Linked DNA regions of Homo sapiens: region 1 is linked to region 2. Evidence: chromatin loops called from intact Hi-C (ENCODE). Cell type or tissue: K562. All regions are shown on one strand. Each heading gives the region's core, and the rest is flanking DNA. Links, peaks and the distances in the headings are about the cores only. Region 1 overlaps LINC01128 (long intergenic non-protein coding RNA 1128). Region 2 holds the start of LINC01409 (long intergenic non-protein coding RNA 1409).

Region 1 (9,776 bases), core at 706-8,705, 64 kb before region 2:
TCTGTATCATCCTCTTGGAGATTTAAAGTATGTTTTGACTATGAGAAATCTTGCAGTAAGGAAGCCTGTTGATATTTGCCCAACCCAGCATTTCCCAAACTCACTTGTCCATGGAACCCTCCTGCAAGTGACAGCCACACACAATCAACAGGGCCAGGCTCCACCTGGCATGTTCTGGGAAATGTGCCGTATGTAGCTTTGTTCTGTTTCCACTTTTGTTAGCTTCGATGGCAACAAGATTGAAAGCGCCCTGAGATAAGTGACTTTGTTTTGAATTGTTTAGTAATAATAATAGCTAATTCGTAATTCTAAGCACCAGATGGGCATAAAGTAGGTTCTCAATAAGTGCCCCATGACAGCTCAGCCTCCCTGGAGTGATCATTTTTCAGATCTCAAATTTACCTGACTCACACAAATATCATTTGGCTTTGGCTGTATGCATGCCCGGCCTCATTGCTTTGGTGTATTTTTAAATAAACGATTTTTAGAGCAGTTTTAGATTCAGAGCAAAGCTGAGCAGAAAGTACAGAGATTTCCCATGTACCCACCTCCCCACATGCATAGCCTCCCCCATTATCAACATCCCCCACCAGAGTGATGCATTTGTTACAGTCCATGAACCTCCATTGACACACTATTGTCACCCAGAGTCCACAGCTCACATCAGGGCTCACCACTGGTGCTGTACATTCTATAGGTTTGGGAAAATATATAGTGGCATGAACTCATCATTGCAGTATCACACAGAGTAGATTGTCTGCCTTAAAGATCCCTGTGCTCCACCTGTTCATCCTTCCCCACACCACCAGGCCTTATCTTTCACTGTGTTGGTAATTCTGCTTTTTCCAGGATGTCCTGTAGTTGGAAGCACACGGGGTGTAGCCTTTTCAGACTGGCTTCTTTCACTCATTTATGCATTTAAAGTTCCCCCATATTTTTTCATGCCTTGATAGCTCATTTCTTTTTGCGTTGAATAATATTCCACTGCCTGGACACACCACAGTTTATCCATTCATCTACTGAAGGACATCTTGGTTGATTCTGAGTTTGGGTGATTATGAATAAAAACAAATAAGCTTCCATAAACATCCATGTGCGGGTGTTTGTATGGATGTAAGCTTTGGTGCATTTTTGGTGTGTGCTCTTGAAAACTGGGCTGACAGTTATCTGAACCAAGCCTGGAGAGCAGGATGTGCCCTGGCTGGCCCCTCACCTGCTTCTGAACAATGAGAGGCATTTTGACCCCCTACACCTCAGGAATGTGACTTCTAGAGTGAGGCTCGGCCTGGCCTGAGGCTGAGCGAATTATCTAGCTCTTAACTTAAGGAGTGTCTGATGGTAAAGAGAGATAGGAATAGGCAAATAGCACTTTGCTTCTTAGCAAGAAATTGCAGCAGGTAAGTTTGGAGTATAGAAAGAGGAAAGATGGTTTTAAGTGTTTAAGCAACTCTCCAAAGATTACAAACTTTCATGAGAATAAGTGAATTTTCTGGTTCAGAGATTGCAGTTGAAATCTGTTCCACCTTGTAGGCAATTTGATCCATGCCGAACAGAAATGTAATAGAGGAACGGAAGGGCGCTAACTTAAGTCACGACTTGGATTAAATTGAGAAATTCAGGTCTTGTTGTTAGAAAGTATGGCTCCCATCTCATAAACAATTCTGAATCTGCAGCCTGCAAGCCCCAACCTGGGCCTGTCCTTGACTGAGTTTGTTCCCATCAGATACTCATTGCAAAGCTTTTGGGGGACGTAGCACTTGTGTTCTAAGCGGGCTCTGAGATAACTTACTGGGGTTCCACTAGTACCTTGTGAGCCATTGCCACTCCCCCTCTATGATGACCTCGCCCAGGGCTAAGGGGAAAAAGCAGCAGGGCCCCCATGGACCTATCCAAAAGGAGATTAATCCAGGGTACTCAGGAAAATCTGTGTTGGAAATCCCTGAAAAAACATGGAAGCAGCATGGTGTGTGATTCAGTACAAACTACAAAAAACCTGGAGAAACAAGGCTTCCATGTGAGATTCGTGGGAGCTCTGTGACCTTACGCCACCAGCTCTAAATCAGCATTCCCTCACGTGTTTGCATAAACTTAGTGATAATACTTATTGTAATTTAAATTAATTAAAATAGAATAAAAGGAAAACTTCGGTTCCCCAGCCTCAAAGGCTGCCGTATCCTACACACAGTGAAGAAGACCCTGCCAGAGAAAGCTCCCCTGGCCCCTGTGGAGAGCCGGGCCTTACAGGAATGCTCTGACACTTGCTGCGTGAACTGGTGACTGTAGAAAGGAAACAGGCTCACATGGCACACGGGAGGGTTGCTCCAGCCCTTTTTGGCTTTCTCGGCAGCAGGATGCTGATCAAGGTACAGCGAAACCTATCGGTTCGAATCCACACTGGCAGAACCACCGCAGCCCATGCAAGGCAAGGGCCTGAAAGTGGCAAGCGTGTGGGAGAACCAGCCCCACCCTACTCCCCGCAGACCCAGCTTCCTGCTTGACAAATGTATACAGAGGCTGCTATTTTTGAAACATCCCATGTAGATTTCATTAAAAAAAAAAACAAAACCTCAAAACTCACAAGATTCCCACTTACTTAAAGATCACTGTCATAACCTGGTTAGCAATCATCACACACAGCAGGCCTGCAAAGGGACCAACATCTGCTCAGAGGGAGCCTGGCCTAGCTCCACTGAACCAGTTTAAGAATCAGACTGAACCAGTTTAAGTATCATTTTAGATCCCAGGTTAGCTTGCTGGAGCTGCCATAACAAAGCACCATAGACTGCATGGCTTAAACAACAGACATTTCTCTCTCACAACCCTGGAGGCTGGAAGTCCCAGATCAAGGTGTGGGCAGGGCTGGTTCCTCCTGAGGCCTCTCTCCTTGGCGTGCAGATGCCATCCTCTGTGTCCTCACACGATCGTCCCTCTGTATGTGTCTGTGTCCTCATGTCCTCTTAGGAGGATGCCAGATTGCATCAGGGCCCACCTGGTGACCTCACTACGCTAATCACCTCCTTAAAGGCCCTGTCTACAAATCTAGTCCCATCAGGGGTAAGGACTTCAACATAAGAATTTGGGCAGGAGAAAATTCAACCCATAACAGATCCATACCGAGATGTTCAAATCACCTGGGCAAAATTGGGACATTGTTCTCTCTCACAGCAGGACATCATAGGGTTCATGTGTTCAAATGCTGGAACATTCTTCAAACCCTGTCTTAGAATCTCAGAGTAGGGGCCTCAGAGGGCCCCTCAGTGAAACTGCCTCCATGGTGGCTGCACCTGAGCTGCTGCCTTGGGGGTGACACCCCTGGAACTTGCCCCAGAGTCACCCACTTGTCACTAAATGGTGCCATGAGCACGGCCTCCCCAGGCAGAGCTGATTTGATCACGAGCTTTGACTCCTGTGATTGGCCTTGGACATTTTTCTTACCAGTGTGTTATCTTCCTATTCCTATTTGGTATTCTCTAGTGATTCGAGTGAGTAGGTAACTAAGTTTCCTGTTTTAATGATATATTTAGGAAATTCTGATATCATTTCAAGTATCTTTAAAAACAATCTACTTAATTGTCAACAACCAAGTGTATGGAAATTTACGTAAAATCCTGTTTACAGATGAGAGAAGGCGGCTGCTGTGGTGACAGCACACAGTCAGCAAAGAGGTCCAGAGGATGACGTGCAGCTTCCCGGCGGCCTGGAGAGCTCCCCAGGTCTCACCCCATCTCGCTTCCATCTCAAGGCTCTGGGCACCCCCCTCTTGCAGACCTGCTTCTATTTCTTTGGACAGTTTGGGAAAATCACGCTCTTTAACCCTAAACACTTCGGATCACTTCAAAACAAGATGCTCAGAAAAGGGAAACTCTAATCCGTCAACCAGGGAAAGATAGTAACTGTCTAATTGCACAGCATCCCACAGTGAGCAGCCACCAGGCCGGGACAGAGCAGATGGTGCATCCAGGTGCCTAGACTGCCCCACCTTTGAATTCAGAGGAAAAAAGTCCCAGTTCACTGCAGCAGCATTACTCGGGATAAGGCCATGATCTCATAACCTCTCAGTAGTGGCTGTGGGGTGGGGCTGGCTTCTGGACACCCAGCTCAGCTGTTATCACCTTCTCCCATCCTGTGGGAGGGCGTGTGCGCTGATCACTCCTGGTGTGAGCACAGAGGGGTTGACGCGGTCGGTGCTGCTGAAGGCCGCCGTGCATTTGTTCTGTCTAACATACATGCATTGGGCACCCAGGGGGCTGGTAATGGTGAGTGACACAGACACACAGAGGCTGTCGGGTGCTGCTGAGGATGGTGACTGAGTGAATCATGGGCGGTGGGAACAGGCAGCAGGAGGTGTTGCAGGAGAGTCGGAGACCTGTGGCTCTGGGAGCCCTTAGGTGGGAGGAAGGATCAGTGTCTCTTCCAGTTAGGTTTGAAGAATGGTGCAGGACTCCCTGGTGAGCCAGGTGGACATGACCTCAAGCTCCTGGGCCCGTTGCCTGGGATGCATCCCAAGGCACGCACCAGGACCTAACCAGTGTCTTCAGCCTCTGCTAGGAGCTTCCAGTCAGAGTCCCCCTGCACATTCAAACGTGTGACAAGCATTCTCGATGCTTCACCTATGCCCAGGATTTGACTCCAGCCAGTCTTTGCACAGTTGTCCACCTCCCTGTTCACTTTTCTTTAAGTCATGGATAACAAAGGGTGGAGATTTGATGGTGTTGCTGTCTTCCGCCGAGTGTGGGATAGCCCACAGGGCCTCTGAGCACTTCACCATCCATTCTCTAGCCGTCTCTGTCTGTCCCAGACCCCTCACCCTTTGATCTGCTGCCAGGCAGGAAGACGTTTAACTGATTTTGCAGATTGGGACCAAACAACTTCGGTGGGTGGAACGGCTGGTGCGTGCGCTTCCTTTCCCTCCCCCAGTGTCAGGGCACTGAGGCTGGAGTTGGTGAAGCACTAGGGCTCGTGCAGCAGGTGAGAGGAGGGAAGCTCCTCCCTGGGAGGGACAGGCACCCCTACTCGCCTTCACGGAGCCCTTCTTCAGCTCCCAGTATGTTAGCAGGAGTTTCAGGAAAGAAACAACAGAGGCCATCAAATACACAGATGAAATTTTTAAATGAAAGGAAATACTGTCCAAAACTTTCATTTTAGAAAGGAAAGAAGCATTTCTAAAGAAGCATTTCTTGTCCCGAGAGACAAGAGGGCCACCCATGGTTGCTCAGGGTGGGCTGCCGACGGCCGCCCAGGTCTGGTGCATGTGGTTTCTTGTCTGCTGTGCACTGAGCACAAACTACATGCCAGGCTCTGCCCTGTGCTTCTAAGACATTATTTTTCAATACTCATGGCAAACTGATGTTGTAGATATTCATGCCTCCTTTACAGAGTAGAAAACAGAGGCTCACAATGCTGAGAGCTTTGCCCAAGGTGACACGCTAACCTGTGCTTCCCAGGCCTGTGTGTCACCGAGGGTCTTACCACAATGAAGATTTTGATTCAGTCCGTCTGGGTTGGGGCCTGAGATTCTGAATTTCCAAGAAGTTCCAGGTAATGTGAGTACAGGAGGCCCAAGGACTTCCCCGTGAGTAGCAAGTCTCTAAACCAGCATCTCTGCTTATCGTCAGAGAGGTGCACAGGCTGATTCTGCAGGCCTCTCCTGGCTGACGGTGGCCTTGGCACCCAAGAGCAGAGGGAACTGGTCCTGGCTGTGGATATTCAGGGCCTCACCTGGACTGTGATTCTTGAGGCCATGACCATCACAGGGGCCCATGGGCGGGGCCCTCACACACCTTCCAGGTCACCCTTTCTCTGCCCAGCAGGGTCTCGCTTCTGTACCGAGGTTTAACCCTGTGGCACTGAATATTCACAGCTTTTCACAAACGCGTGTCACTGGTGAGATTCCTACAATGTGGACCAAAATAAGAGACATCGTTTTTACTGAAACTGACACCATCCCATGATAGACAAAAAAGTAAAAACACTGAGCATTCTGACACTGTCTTGTTGCCTTGTTATTTGAAGAGGCAATAAATGAATCAATAAGATATTTAGGACATTTCAGCTGGCAAACTCAAATATTATTCAGCCGTTGTTATCAAAAGCCAGATTGCACTTAGCCCATAAAATACTGAAGAAAAAAACTGCTATGAATAATATTTTATAATTTCTTGGTGAGCGTTTGATATGTACCTACACAGCACAGCAAAGCACGCCTTTGCCTGTGATTCTACCACACCTCACCAACGCGTTTGTTAAAACAGTCTGCACGGGGCTGTAAATGCTGAGGCCAAGGGAAAAAGTAAAAAGGAAAACTATATTACCTGGGGGAAGTGGTTTTACTTGATATGACTGAAACAGATGCTGAACAAAACACATCATCTAGAATCAAGAGTATTGGGATTCATAAGTAAATTCATCACAGAAATGTTTCAGACTCTTTCGAGGTATTGTGTCCTTGAGTTATTCAATAATTTGTTGTTAAGGCAGGTGGAGGAAAATAAACTTTAGATTCACACAGACCTGGGTTTGGATTCTGTCTCTGATGAATATTTGCTGCGGATGAATATTTCTGGGGAAGTTATGTAGCTAATTTTGAGTTTCTGGATAACAGAGCTTTCCACTAAAGATTGATTTTACAATTATGTACCCAAAATTCTACTCTTCTTTTCTTTTGTTCTTTTTTTTTTTTTTTAATACTACAATGGTTTTTAGTACGTTCATAGAGCTGTGAAATCATCACATTTTTGTCATTCCCTAAGGGAAACATGCTCATTAGTACTCATTTCCTTCTTTCTTGCACCCACATCGCAAGCCCAGGCAACTATGAATCTACTTTCTACTTCTGTGGATTTGCCTATTCTGGACATTTCATATAAATGGGATTATACAATATGTGGCCATTTCCTTACTCCAGTGCAGTTTTTCCCATTTGCCTCCTTTGTACTGTTATTGTCAAGTATATTACATTTCTGTATGTTATGCGTCCAATAATACAATTCCATACTTATTGTCCTATGCAGTTGCTTTTGAAAACAGGAGAAAATATATGCATTTACACCTTTTTTAAAAAGTACATAATTACCTTTACTACTGCCCTTTGCTTTTTTGTGTGGATTTGAAAATCGTATGAGTTCACTTGTTTTCAGCCTGAAGAATTCCTTTAATATCTCATAAAGCAGTTCAGCTAGCAAGAAATTCTCTCCGTTTTTGCTTATCTTGAAATTTATTTCACCTTCATGTCTGACAGATGGCCTTGCTGGATATAGGATTGTGGATTAATAGTTTCTTCCTCTGAGCACTTTGAATATGTTATCCCACTGCCTTCTGGCCTCCATCCTTTTACAGACAGATCAAGTGTTAATCCTACTGGGTTCCCTTCTTTGTGGTGAGCCATTTTATTCTGTTCCTTTCAAGGTTTCTCCTTGTCTTTGTCTTGAACATTTTGATTCTGGTGTGTCTAGGTATGTGTGTCCAGGTGTGTGCGTCCAGGTGTGTGTGTCCAGGTGTGTGTGTCTAGGTGTGTGTGTCCAGGTGTGTGTCTCTAGGTGTGTGTGTCTACGTGTGTGTGTCCAGGTGTGTGTGTCTAGGTGTGTGTGTCCAGGTGTGTTTGTCCAGGTGTGTGTGTCTAGGTGTGTGTGTCCAGGAGTGTGTGTCTAGGTGTGTGTGTCTAGGTGTGTGTGTCCAGGTGTGTTTGTCCAGGTGTGTGCGTCCAGGTGTGTGCGTCTAGGTGTGTGTGTCCAGGTGTTTGTGTCTAGGTGTTTGTGTCCAGGTGTGTGTGTCCAGGTGTGTGTGTCTAGGTGTGTCTCTTTGTGTAGAGCTTTTTGGGCTTCTTGAATGTGTAGGTTAACATTTTTCAGCAAATTTGGGAGCTTTTCAGCTATTATTTCTTGGACATTTTTTCTGCTTGGAACTTTTTTTCTGCTTCTTTCTCTCTCACATCTCCTCTGGTACTCTCATTAAGGATGTCCCAAGCTTCTATTCATTTTTCTTAATTATTTTTCCCTCTCTGTTTTTCAGGTTGTATAATCTCTATTGACATAACTTCAAGTCTGCTGGTTCTTTCTTCTGACTGTTCCAATTTACTGCTGGGCCCCTGAGTGAACTTTTCATTTCAGTTATTGTTCTTTTCAACTCCACAATTTTTTGTTTTTTAAAATAATTTTTATTTCTTTATTGATATTCCTTATTAGATGGGACACTGTCATCATAATTTCTTTTAATTCTTTTAACATGGTCTCCTTTAGTAACTTGAATATGTTTCTGTGGCTGTTTTGACACTGGCTGTCTTTGTCTGTTAATCCGATGTCTGGAATTTGTCATAGTTTCTGTTGCCTTCTGTTTTCCTGAGCATGGGTCTCACTTTCCTGTTTTCTTGCATTTTTGTGGAAACTGGCATTTTAGGTAATATATCATAGCAAATCTGGATTCTGACCCCGACCCGCAGGGGCTGCTATTTCTGTTTGATTGCTTGTTTATTTGATTAGGGACGTAGCTCTGATATTGCTCCTCAGAGGGCACAGCCTTGGACTAGCACACAGTCTCTCCGACCACCTGTGGTATCTGTGGTTTTCTCTGGGCTCTCTGTTAAGCTTCTGCTGGTCTGTCTCTCTTTGGTGTCACACACAGCTGTTAACATCCACTAAATGCAAGTGCTCTATCATTTTTTATGATGCCTGGGGCACAAATTGCTCCATAGACTCATCCAGTGAACATCAGGCTCTTTTGCAGGGGCAGAGTGTTGCCAGCTTTTCAAGTCTGCTCAGACCCCGGAGCTCTTCTCAACAATCTCTCTTCCTTGTTCCCTCTGTTTAAGTTCTATCTAGTCTACCATTTCACCCACTCTTAATTGTTCATCAACAAAATCTCCACTATTTTTGCCAACTTCCTTGGGCTTGAACTTCCGCATGCTGTTCTCCAAGTAAAGTCTGTCACCTCAGGGACATGCTCTGCTCTTAGGTCTCCTCTGCTCCTGGGGACCGTGATCCAGTTCCACCAGAGCGACACCCTTGCTGCATGAGCCAGTAGCTGGGTGGGCATGGTAGCCTCTTGTCTTCCTAGCTTGCCCCTCCAGACATGGAACCTCCACACTGTGAGTGACTTGGTGTGGGGCAATCCAGGCAGATGTGCTCAGTCTGCCACACCTGGGATGGGGCTCCCACCCTCTGAGGACAAGCACAGGCTGAAGCAGGGGAGCCCTAGTCCTCTCAGTTGCAACTTCCTGGAACGGTGCTTCTGCAGTGCAAACTGAGAGGGATGAGAGATGCTGGTGGCCTGCCTTCCTGGGGTGAAACCACAGCCCTAGACCAGGAGCCGGGAAGACAGACCACAGCATCTTGTTAGCTGGACCTTCCTGGAGCAGAGCTTTCATCACAATGCGCTTTGAGGGTGGGGAGCGGTGGATTGTGGCTCTGATACCACTGATCCTTACCGTTCTTACTGAGATTTGATTATTTATTTGAGTAAATATTTATCCACCTGCTGTATGCCTTTAGGATAATTTCTAGTTTTAAAAAAATGAATGTTCGGAGGTTAAATGGTTATTTCCCTGGATAGAGGGCCTGCCAAGCTCCTCACACCACCATTCCAGAAGCTCTCCTCTGCTGCTTATTTTTGAAAATAAAATTTTATTGGAACATCCAGACATGCTCATTCCTTTATATATTACCTACCCACGTCTTCACCCTTCAACAGCAGAGTTGGTAACTGCAACAGAAACTGCATGGCCCTTAAAGCTTAAAACAGTTACCCGGCCCTTTACAGAATTTTTTTCCACTGCTTGTCCTAGA
Region 2 (9,776 bases), core at 921-8,920:
ACCAACAATATTTTTCATCAACAGCTTAGAGCAGCGCTGCCAAATAAAAATACCATGTCGGTCATGTAAGTAATTTAAAATTTTCTTAGTAGCCACTTTTAAAATAGGAAAAAGGTGAAATCAGTCAATTTTATTTAACCTGATACATCCAAAATATTATCACTGCAGTATACAATCAATATAAAAAATTATGGAGATTTTCTTTTCCATGCTCAGTCTTAGAAATCTGTGGCATATTTTATGTTTGCAGAACATCACAATTCAGACTACCCACATTTCAAAGATTAATAGCCACATGTGGCTACAGGCTGCTGTACTATTTAATAAAAAGTGCATATCTAGAGTCTAGCCCCTTGCTTTATAAAGTGTGATCTACCATCCAGCAGCATCAGCATCACCTGGGATCTTGTTAGAAATGTAGAAAGGCAGCCCATCTCAGAACTACTAGAAGAAATAAATTTAACAGGATACCCAGGATTGGAATGCATAGCAAAGACTGAGAAGCAGTAAATTAGATCACATATAGCTTGGGAGTCTTACAGAATTGCTATTGCCATTCAACTATGATATGGTATTATCCCACTGACTAATATAGAACACTGTATTTAAATAACAATAGTTTTTCTATGAATCATGTTTTCTCTACACTGTCCAATGCAATTTTCTACAATGATGAAAATCTTCATATATGTGCTGCACAAAATGGCAGCCACTTGCCACATGTGGCTGTTGAGCACTTGAAATGTATCTGGAGCAAATGAGAAATTGCATTTTAATTTAATTAATTTTAATTGATTTAAACATGTGGCAAATGACTATCATACTACATAGCACAACTCCAGGGGAATTGGTTACTATGTCACAGTGTCATCTCTAGGAGAATCCTTAGGACAAATTTGGAAAGTTCTAGTCAAGATAATCTTTCGATTAACTGTACTTCTTCTGTTTTTTTGATTTTATGAAGTCATATTTACCATCTTACACTGGCTAAGGGCAAATTTGCATCTTACCTCTAAGGAAGCATAATGAAAGTTACAACACGTGCTTTGTGTGTATTAATATTATTCCAGCTTATCATCAATTAAAAATACCAATATCTAGACCTGTACAGGCTTTTTAATTCTCTGAGAAGGACCTGGATACTCTGGAGAATACAAATCTGTGAGGAATAATGAGTTGATTAATGTCAACTTTCCCAATCCAGATTTGCCTAAAAGAAATAAGGGAAAATATCTGTTAAACTCACCCACTTTACTCAACCTTAAATATTCAACAGATACTGTAATTGAACTTGCTTTATGCAAGTATTTCTTGGTGAGACAATGAAATGACATTAGAAAATATGCTACAAAGAATAAGTATCTTGTCCTCAGTTTCTTAGCTATCAAATTAAACTCACGTTTCCAAGGATTCTTTTCAGCCTTCTAATTATACCACTTATATTCATTAAAAGTAATGTATCTAATAATTACATTTTTAACAGTAATGTATTCCCAAAGAAAAAAAGTCAGTCATTATTTAAAAATCCAAGTTGGATTATATATCACTGCTTCAGTGAAATAAAGTTTTTCTTTATTAATAGACAATAATGAATGAATAATAAACAAGAAATCATGCAGCTATAAAAAGCAAAAATCTGCTAATACAAAGAATAATTAATCACAATGAACATCTCTGTATAAAATTCTAAATCACAAAAAATACTTTCTAATTTTGCCGCCCATCAGCCTAAATATAAGGGTGCTTCTCCACAAACCAGAATCCAAAAAATCTTAGGTAATTACTTTTTCTACCACTTCTACTCAAGGTAGGAGGTAGACACGAAGGAAGCTAGGGCATGATTTCTACTCTGACCACATACTCTTTTTTGACTCTCCGTGTTTAGTCCAATATACATAGTCCAGTGTATAGTAATTATTACAAGTATACCAAAATATAAATGGCTTCAAGGTATATATAACCTAAGGTTAAAACAAATTATAAATCAGATTATGATAATTAACATGGCACAGAGTTAAAGTATTTATTGTTAATAACTCACTTAGCATAATAGGCATGTTTAGCCTAAGTAACTGGTGTCATAATATTTTTATGCCTAGGAGGAATTCTTTTTATATTAGCTCTCAAAAGAGATAAGATTCTCTCCACGTGGTTTGGGCTTACCCCTTTGACTGAGAGCATGCCACTTTTTACTAGAGGTTGATGTATGACTCAACTTAGAGTTGAGGATGAAAAGTGGGGATCATAGCACCTGCCTATACCCTGGTACAGATCATATGACGTTGATTTATTTATTTGTGGAGTCAGGGTCTCGCTGTGTTGCCCAGGCTGGAGTGCAGTGGTACGATCATGGCTCACTGCAGCCTTGAACTCCTGGGTGTGGTGGTGCACACCTGTAGTCCCAGCAACTCTGGCAGGCTGAGGCAGGAGAATCGCTTGAACTCAGGAGGTGGAGGTTGCAGTGAGCCGAGATTACGCGACTACACTCCAGCCTGGAGACAAAGTAAGACTCCATCTCAGGAAAAAAAAATTTTAAATTAAAAAGTTCTAGTATCTAAAATGAGCAAAATCGCCAGGCGCGGTGGGTCACACTTGTAATCCCAGCACTTTGGGATGCAGAAGTGGGTGGACCATCCGAAGTCAGAGGTTGAGACCAGCCTGCAGTGAGCCGAGATTGCACCACTGCACTCCAGCCTGGGAGACAGAGTGAGACTCCATTTCAAAAAAAGAATTAGCCAAGCGTGGTAGCATGCACCTGTAGTCCTAGCTACCGGGGAGGCTGACGGGGAAGGATTCCTTGAGCCCGAAGGTCAAGGCTGCAGTGAGCCTTGTTTGCACCACCTCACTCCAACCTGGGCAAGACCCCATCTCAAAAAAGAAAAAAAACCCACAAAAACAAAAAACAAAACAGAACAGAACAGCATCACTTCCTTATCATTAGTTTGAAGGAAGTGAATTGCCTGTAAAAGTTTCCATTTTCAAAAAAAGTGTTAAAATATAGTGTAAAGCCAGGCACGATGGCTCATTCCTGTAATCTCAGCACTTTGGGAGGCTGAAATGGATTGCCCCTGGAGGTCGAGGCTGCAGCTGAGCGATTCTCCCGCCTAAGCCCGGCAAGTTGCGGAGACTACAAGCGCGTGCCACCATGTCCAGCTAATTTTTTGTATTTTTGTAGAGAAAGGGTTCCACCATGTTGCCCAAACTAGTCTGGAATTCCTGAGCTCAAGTGATCCACCCACTTCCGCCTCCGCCTCCCAAAATGCTGGGATTAAAGGCGTGAGCCACCGGGCCTGGCCCAATTACTTTCTTCAGTCTGAGCATGAGTGCTGGAAGAAAAGCTCTCACTTGCATATAATTTTTTAGAGACAGAGTCTCCCTCTGTTACACAGGCTGGAGTGCAATGGCGCAATCTCAGCGCATTGTAACATCAACCTCCAGTGCTCGATCGCTTATATAATCTCAGCTCACTGTAATCTCAACCTCCCGGGCTCGATCGCATATATATACACACATATATTTGTTTGTTTAGACGGAGTCTTGGTCTGTTGCCCAGGCTGGAGTGCAGTGGCGCGATCTCCGCTCACTGCAACCTCCGCATCCCGGGTTCAAACAATTCTCTGCCTCAGCCTCCCGAGTAGCTGGGATTACAGGCACCTGCCACCACGCCCGACTAATTTTTGTGTTTTTAGTAGAGACGGGGTTTCAGTGAAACCATGCTGGCCAGGCTGGTCTTGAACTCCTGTCCTCGTGATCCACCCGCCTCGACCTCCCAAAGTGCTGGGATTACAGGTGTGGGCCACCTCGCCCAGCCGACTGCTTATATTTTTAAAAAGATGTTTTCTTCATTTCCTAGCCCCTTCTACCCCGCTACAAGTTTCAAAGACTTAATGCTATTACAAAGGACCGTCAGAGGTCAAGCTCAGGGGTGCAACTCCCTCATGCCGGGCAGCCTCAGGGGGCCGACCCTACCCAGGATGAGCGGCGCCAGGTAGCCGGGGACGCTCCCGGGGATCCCCGGGCCCTGGCTGGGGGAGGCGTTGTGGAGCGCACGTACCCAGGCTCAGATGAGGCGAGTGGGCGGCCGGGGCTGCAGCTGGCGCTGGCCATTGAGGAGCTTCTGCGCGACAGTGCGATCGGTTGCACCTTCTGCGACAGGTGCCGGCCGGTTGGCGCGCAGCGCCTGCTAGCGCAGAGTCTGGCCCTTGCTGCGCCCGGCGCCGAAGACCGGGAAGTCGTAAAGCTCCTCCTCGTGGCTTATGTGCGGCGGCGGCCGGGCAGAAGCCTAGCGACACAGAACTGCCAGCTCAGCAGCCGGTTACATCCCGCCCGGCCACCAGTAGGCAGCGTCCGCTCATGCGCGCTCCTGGAAGAACCAGCAGCCCCCACCGCGAGTTCTGATTGGCTCTGCGTGAGTGGTAGTCCCCTGTGACGTCACAAGGGTGCGCCTTCCGTGACGTCACAAGGGCGGGTCTTCGCCGACACCATAGAGGTGGGCCGTTGGCGACGTTAGAGGCGCGGGTGTTCGGCTACATCACTGGGGCGCCATGGTGCCTGGAGCTGGGCAGTTTTCTCATCAGAGTGGGGACTGGTAAGAGTGACCTCCCCGCCAGGTTCTGTGTGTTGCCGGCTGAAGAAGGGTAGCTGAAAAATTCAGACCCAGCACAGTGTTTATGTTGGTCAAAAATAGAAAACTATGTCTGGCGCGGCCGAGGCGGGAGGACCCTTCAGGCCAAGAGCAGCCTAGCAACATGGCGCAACCCCATCTCTGTAGTCCTACCTCAGCCCCCCAGCTACTTGAACCCAAAGGTTCAAGGCTCCAGTGAGCTATGATCCCACCACAGCATTCCAGCCTGCGAGATTGAGGTAAACCCTGTCTAAAAAAATTTAAAAAACTATCCAGGTGTGCAACAGGGAGGGACTGCTAAATAAAACATGAGGCTGGCTGGGCCCTACTGTAATCCCAGCACTTTGGGAGGCCGAGGCGGGAGGATGGATGGCTTGGGCTCAGGAGTTCGAGACCAGCCTGGGCAACATGACGAAACCCCGTCTCTACAAAAGATACAAAAATTAGCCGGGCGCGGTGGACACCTGGCCTAATTTTTGTATTTTTTTCTAGAGATGGGGTCGGGGGGTGCCTCGCTATGTTGCCCGGGCCAGTTTCGAACTCCTGAGTTGAAGCAATCTTCTCACCTTGGCCATCAGAGTTGTCGGGATTACAGGCGTGAGGGACAGCGACCCACCTGGGTTAGGCTACTTAATAACATAAAGTGCTCCGCCAGGCTCAGTGGCTGACACCTGTAATCCCAACACTTTGGGAGGCCGAGGCGGGTGGATCACCTGAGGTCAGGAGTTGGAGACCAGCCTGGCCATGGTGAAACCCAGTCTCTACAAAAAATACAAAAATTAGCTGGCCGTGGTGGCGCATGCCTGTAGTCCCAGCTACCTGGGAGGCTGATAAAGGAGAATTACTTGAACCCGGGAGGCAGAGGTTGCACTGGGCCAAGATCACACCACTGCACCCCAGCCTGGGCGACACAGCGAGACTCCAAAGTTTGACACCAGCCTGGGCAATGTAGTGACACCCTGTCTCTACAAAACAAACAAACAAAAACCCAGGCATAACTGTGTCCACCTGTGGCCCTAGCTAGTTAGGAGACTGAGGCAGGAGGATCACTTGAGGCCAGGAGCTCAAGGCTGCAGTGAGCTATGATAATCCCACTGCTTCCCATCCTGAGCAATAGAATGAAAGCATGTCTCTAGATAGATAGCTAGCTAGATAATTGATACGTAGTTTTGTATCAAATTTTTTCCCTAGATTTGAGCATGTTTTTCTAAAGTAGCATTCAACACATCAGCATTTTACAGTGTTATTATTTGTTAATATGATTATGTTTTTCTGAAATACAGTGTCCTTTACAAAAGCAGTTTTGTCTTTCAAAGCGCATAGATAAGGCCCTCAAGTAAATTTGTCTGATGTTGCCGACCTTGGTACCATTTTGTCCACTTGATTGAAAAGCCAGTCAATAATTTCAGGTCACTGTTGGCCTTAGAAGAAGAGCCCAAAGGCAACAAGCAAAGGCGCTGGTGTCCAGTCGCCTTCTAGAAGCATTTTCACTTTCCCTTAAGGTTTCCCTTGATGAACATAGAAGTACTGTATGTAGAATTGACCCAGTGCTGCCCTGGCAACTTTGTATATTAGGCCAAATTTACATTTCTTAGCTTTATGAGAGGCACCCTGGTAGGCTAGTGGAGTTACACACAAAGTCTGATCTCAGCTGCACTGTCCAGAAATGCAACACGGTCCAATCAAATAACATTCTCTGAGCCTGTTTCTTTAGCTGTGAAAGAAGAATAACATACCCATCTAAAAAGGCAGCTTATTGTATTTGATTGGTCTTTTATTTTCTATGAAACTGTGTTTAACACAGTAATTATTTTCATTTGTGTACTACATTTGTGTTGTGTTTTTGGTTTTAGTTTTGTTTTTGAAATGGAGTCTTTTTTTTAGTGGTTTTTTGTTTTGTTTTGTTTTGTTTTGTTTTTGAGATGGAGTCTTTCTATTGTCACCCAGGCTAGAGTGCAGTGGCGTGATCTCCGCTCACTGCAACCTCCACCTCCCAGGTTCAAGTGGTTCTCCTGCCTCAGCCTCCTGAGAAGCTGGGATTACAGGTGCCCACCACCATGCCCAGCTAATTTTTAAAATATATTTTTAGTAGAGATGGGGTTACAACATGTTGCCCAGGCTGGTCTCAAACTACTGACGTCAAGTGATCCACCCGCTTTGGCTTCCCAAAGTGCTGGGATTATAGGCATGAGCCACCGCGCCTGGCTTGTTTTAAAATAAGGGTTTCTTGGCTAGGCATGGTGGCTCACACCTGTAATCCCAGCACTTTGGGAGGCCAAGGTCAGTGGATCACCTGAGGTCAGGAGTTCGAGACCAGCCTGACCAATATGGAGAAACCCTGTCTCAACTGAAAATACAAAATTAGCCAGGCGTGGTGGTGCATGCCTGTAATCCCAGCTACTCAGGAGGCTGAGGAAGGAGAATTGCTTGAACCCAGGGGGCAGAGATTGCAGTGAGCTGAGATCGCACCATTGCACTCCAGCCTGGGCAATGAGCAAAACTCTGTCTCAAAATAAAAAAAAGATTTCTTAAAATGATATTTTCAGTATTTTATAGATGATGTGTAAGCAGCAAGCTTAATAGGATGTTACCCGACACTTTGCGAGACTGGCAGCTGATTTGATCCAGATGTCTCTAATTCTTTTTTCTTTTTCTTTTTCTGTTTTTTTTTTTTTTTTTTTTGACAGAGCCTTGCTCCGTCCCCCATGCTGGAGTGCAGTGGCAAGATCTCGGCTCACTGCAACCTCCACCTCCCGGGTTCAAGCGATTCTCCTGCCTCAGGCTCCCGAGTAGCTGGGATTACAGGCGCGCGCCACCATGCCCAGCTAATTTTTTGTATTTTTGGTAGAGACAGCATTTCACCATGTTGGCCAGGCTGGTCTCGAACTCCTGACCTTAGGTGATCTGCCTGCCTCGGCTTCCCAAAGTGTTAGGATTACAGGCGTCAGCCACTGTGCCTGGCCCAGATGTCTCTAATTCTAACATGAGATGTATTGCAGGATCATAGCAGAGTGAGTTGCTGATGTATCCAGAAGGAAATGAGCATGGAACACTCACGACAGCTGTCCTGAGAAGTGTGTGTGTGCTGTGCTTGAATATCTCACTGCTCATTTATACACAGGCTTTCTGGTGACTGAGTTAACAGTACCTGTTTCATAAATAATGTAGCCCTCTTTCTTTCTTTCTCTCTCTCTCTCTTTTTTTTTTTTTTTTGAGACAGGGTCTTGCTCTGCTACCCAGGCTGGAGTGCAATGGTGCAGTCTCAGCTCACCGCAACTTCACGCCTGGCTAATTTTTTCTTTTTTTTTTTTTTTGAGACGGAGTTTCGCTGTTTTTGCCCAGGCTGGAGTGCAATGGCACAATCTCGGCTCACCACAATCTTTGCCTTTTGGGTTCAAGGGATTCTCCTGCCTCAGCCTCCCGAGTAGCTGGGATTACAGGCATGTGCCACCACACCTGGCTAATGTTGTAGTTTTAGTAGAGACGGGGTTTCCCTATGTTGGTTAGGCTGGTCTCAAACTCCTGACCTCAGGTGATCTACCCACCTCGGCCTCTCAAAGTGCTGGGATCACAGGCATGAGCCATCACTCCTGGCCTAATTTTTGTATTTTTAGTAGAGAGAGGGTTTCACTCTGTTGGCCAGGCTGGTCTTGAATTCCTGACCTCAAGTTATCTGCCTGCCTCGGCCTCCCAAACTGTTGGAATTATAGGCGTGAACCACCATGCCTGGCCAGCTCTATTTCTTTAAGCCTACATGTTTTGCAAGTATTTGAACATACAATTACTCAGCTTCCCTTGTTTACGCGTGAATTTTGTAGAATCTTAAATATTTTTTCCAATCTAAGCTTTATTTTATCCCGTTTCTTCTATATTTGTATAACTTTAGGCGGCTATCTTCATTGAAAGTTTTTTCTCAAAAGCCTTAAGATAGAACATAGTTCTTGGCAGCAATTTGAAAGTTATTTGAGGAGAAGGGGAGACTTACAATGATGATTCAAATGAAGGAAACTAAAAAGTAATGAAGCAAGGCAGAGGAAAAAGCAGTACTCACTTGAGCACATCCCAAAAGAATAACATTTCAAATGTAACTAGAAAAAAGTATGCTGAAGTTCGCAATACAGAAATAATTATTAATAAGATAGCTTTAAAGCCCTGCTCAGCTTTTGAATGTTGGGAATTGACCCAGAGGTGGCTGTAACCTAAGATGGTTCCTTCAGTAATGACCATTTTTTCTTTTTCAAGATGATGATTATTCCCCACCTTCTAAGAGACAAAGACCAACGAGCCACCACAGCCACCAGTCCCAGAACCCGCCAATGCTGGGGAACGGAAAATGAGGGAGTTCAACTCTGGTAAGTTCTCAGCGAAATCCATGACCTTTTCCTTTATCTTCTGGACTCTCAATGTGACTGATGAAAGTTACCACATGCTCTGCAGGGGGAAATGGTTTAGCATGTGTTACTACATCTTAATCACATCTTTGTAAAGCCAGGAGCATTTTACAAGTCACGTTACAGACATTGTTTAAACATAGTCTGTATTTACCAAAGTATAGGACATTGTATCATCTCATATTAATTAGTTAGTTGGCTCAAAATTAGTGCTAATGACTTAGTAATTCAGTGATTTCTGTTAGCTTTAAAACCTTTATTTCAGAACTATTTCACCTCTTGGTTTTCATTTTTGCGGTGTGTCACTGCCTGCCGGCTGCTAATTTATTAACTCCCAGTGAATCATGTCCTGTGAAGGGACTGAATATTAGTGGCAATTTATGTTGATGATTTGTATTTTGAATAAACAGTTTGAATACATAGAACATTAAGCTTGTATACATTTTGAAAATAGTATTTTAATATTCTACTGTGTCATAGTTACAATGATTGGATATATATTGAATTTATATGTACTTTAAGTTGTTATATGTTTATGGTCTTTAGCATTCTAACGTGCAATTGTATATCTGTTAAGCCTTTTTTTTTTCGAGATTAGACTGATTTATTGAGGCGTCTGTTTGATGCCACATTAAGTGGCCCAGGCTTTGTGTAGGGGTTGAGGTAAAAGCAGGAAGAAGGGTGGTGAGAGGCGGGGCACCAGGGTTAGGTTGGAATACCTGGGGGTGCTCTGAGGCTCCCCAAGTTTCCCTGGTCTTGGC

What was found. A loop is a pair of places that touch in the nucleus more often than their neighbours do. Peaks named below come from ENCODE experiments on the same cell type or tissue, not always from the same donor. Only the 100,000 strongest peaks of a DNase experiment are listed, where the experiment ranks them.
Region 1: it touches region 2 in a loop (9-fold over the local background); 4 of 110 quality-filtered maps call a loop at or near these places.

Annotation. Positions count from the first base shown.
Region 1 is chr1:837,316-847,091 of GRCh38, reverse strand. All of the region lies in intron 2 of LINC01128 (long intergenic non-protein coding RNA 1128), which reads right to left. Among named protein-coding and RNA genes, the nearest start is that of LINC01128, 15 kb to the right of the region's middle. RefSeq lists a silencer at 9,599-9,776. In K562, for the core only: no CTCF peak of the experiment used is centred there; a DNase peak (open chromatin) is centred at 4,121.
Region 2 is chr1:773,371-783,146 of GRCh38, reverse strand. LINC01409 (long intergenic non-protein coding RNA 1409) reads right to left here and starts at 4,349. Exons shown (of 6, transcript NR_187359.1): 1 at 4,055-4,349; 2 at 1,011-1,210. It overlaps LOC100288069 (a long non-coding RNA gene), which reads left to right and starts at 4,513. Exons shown (of 20, transcript NR_168328.1): 1 at 4,513-4,863; 2 at 8,867-8,976. RefSeq lists an enhancer at 4,227-4,796. In K562, for the core only: a CTCF peak has its summit at 4,242; a DNase peak (open chromatin) is centred at 4,416; H3K4me3 peaks cover 2,685 bases.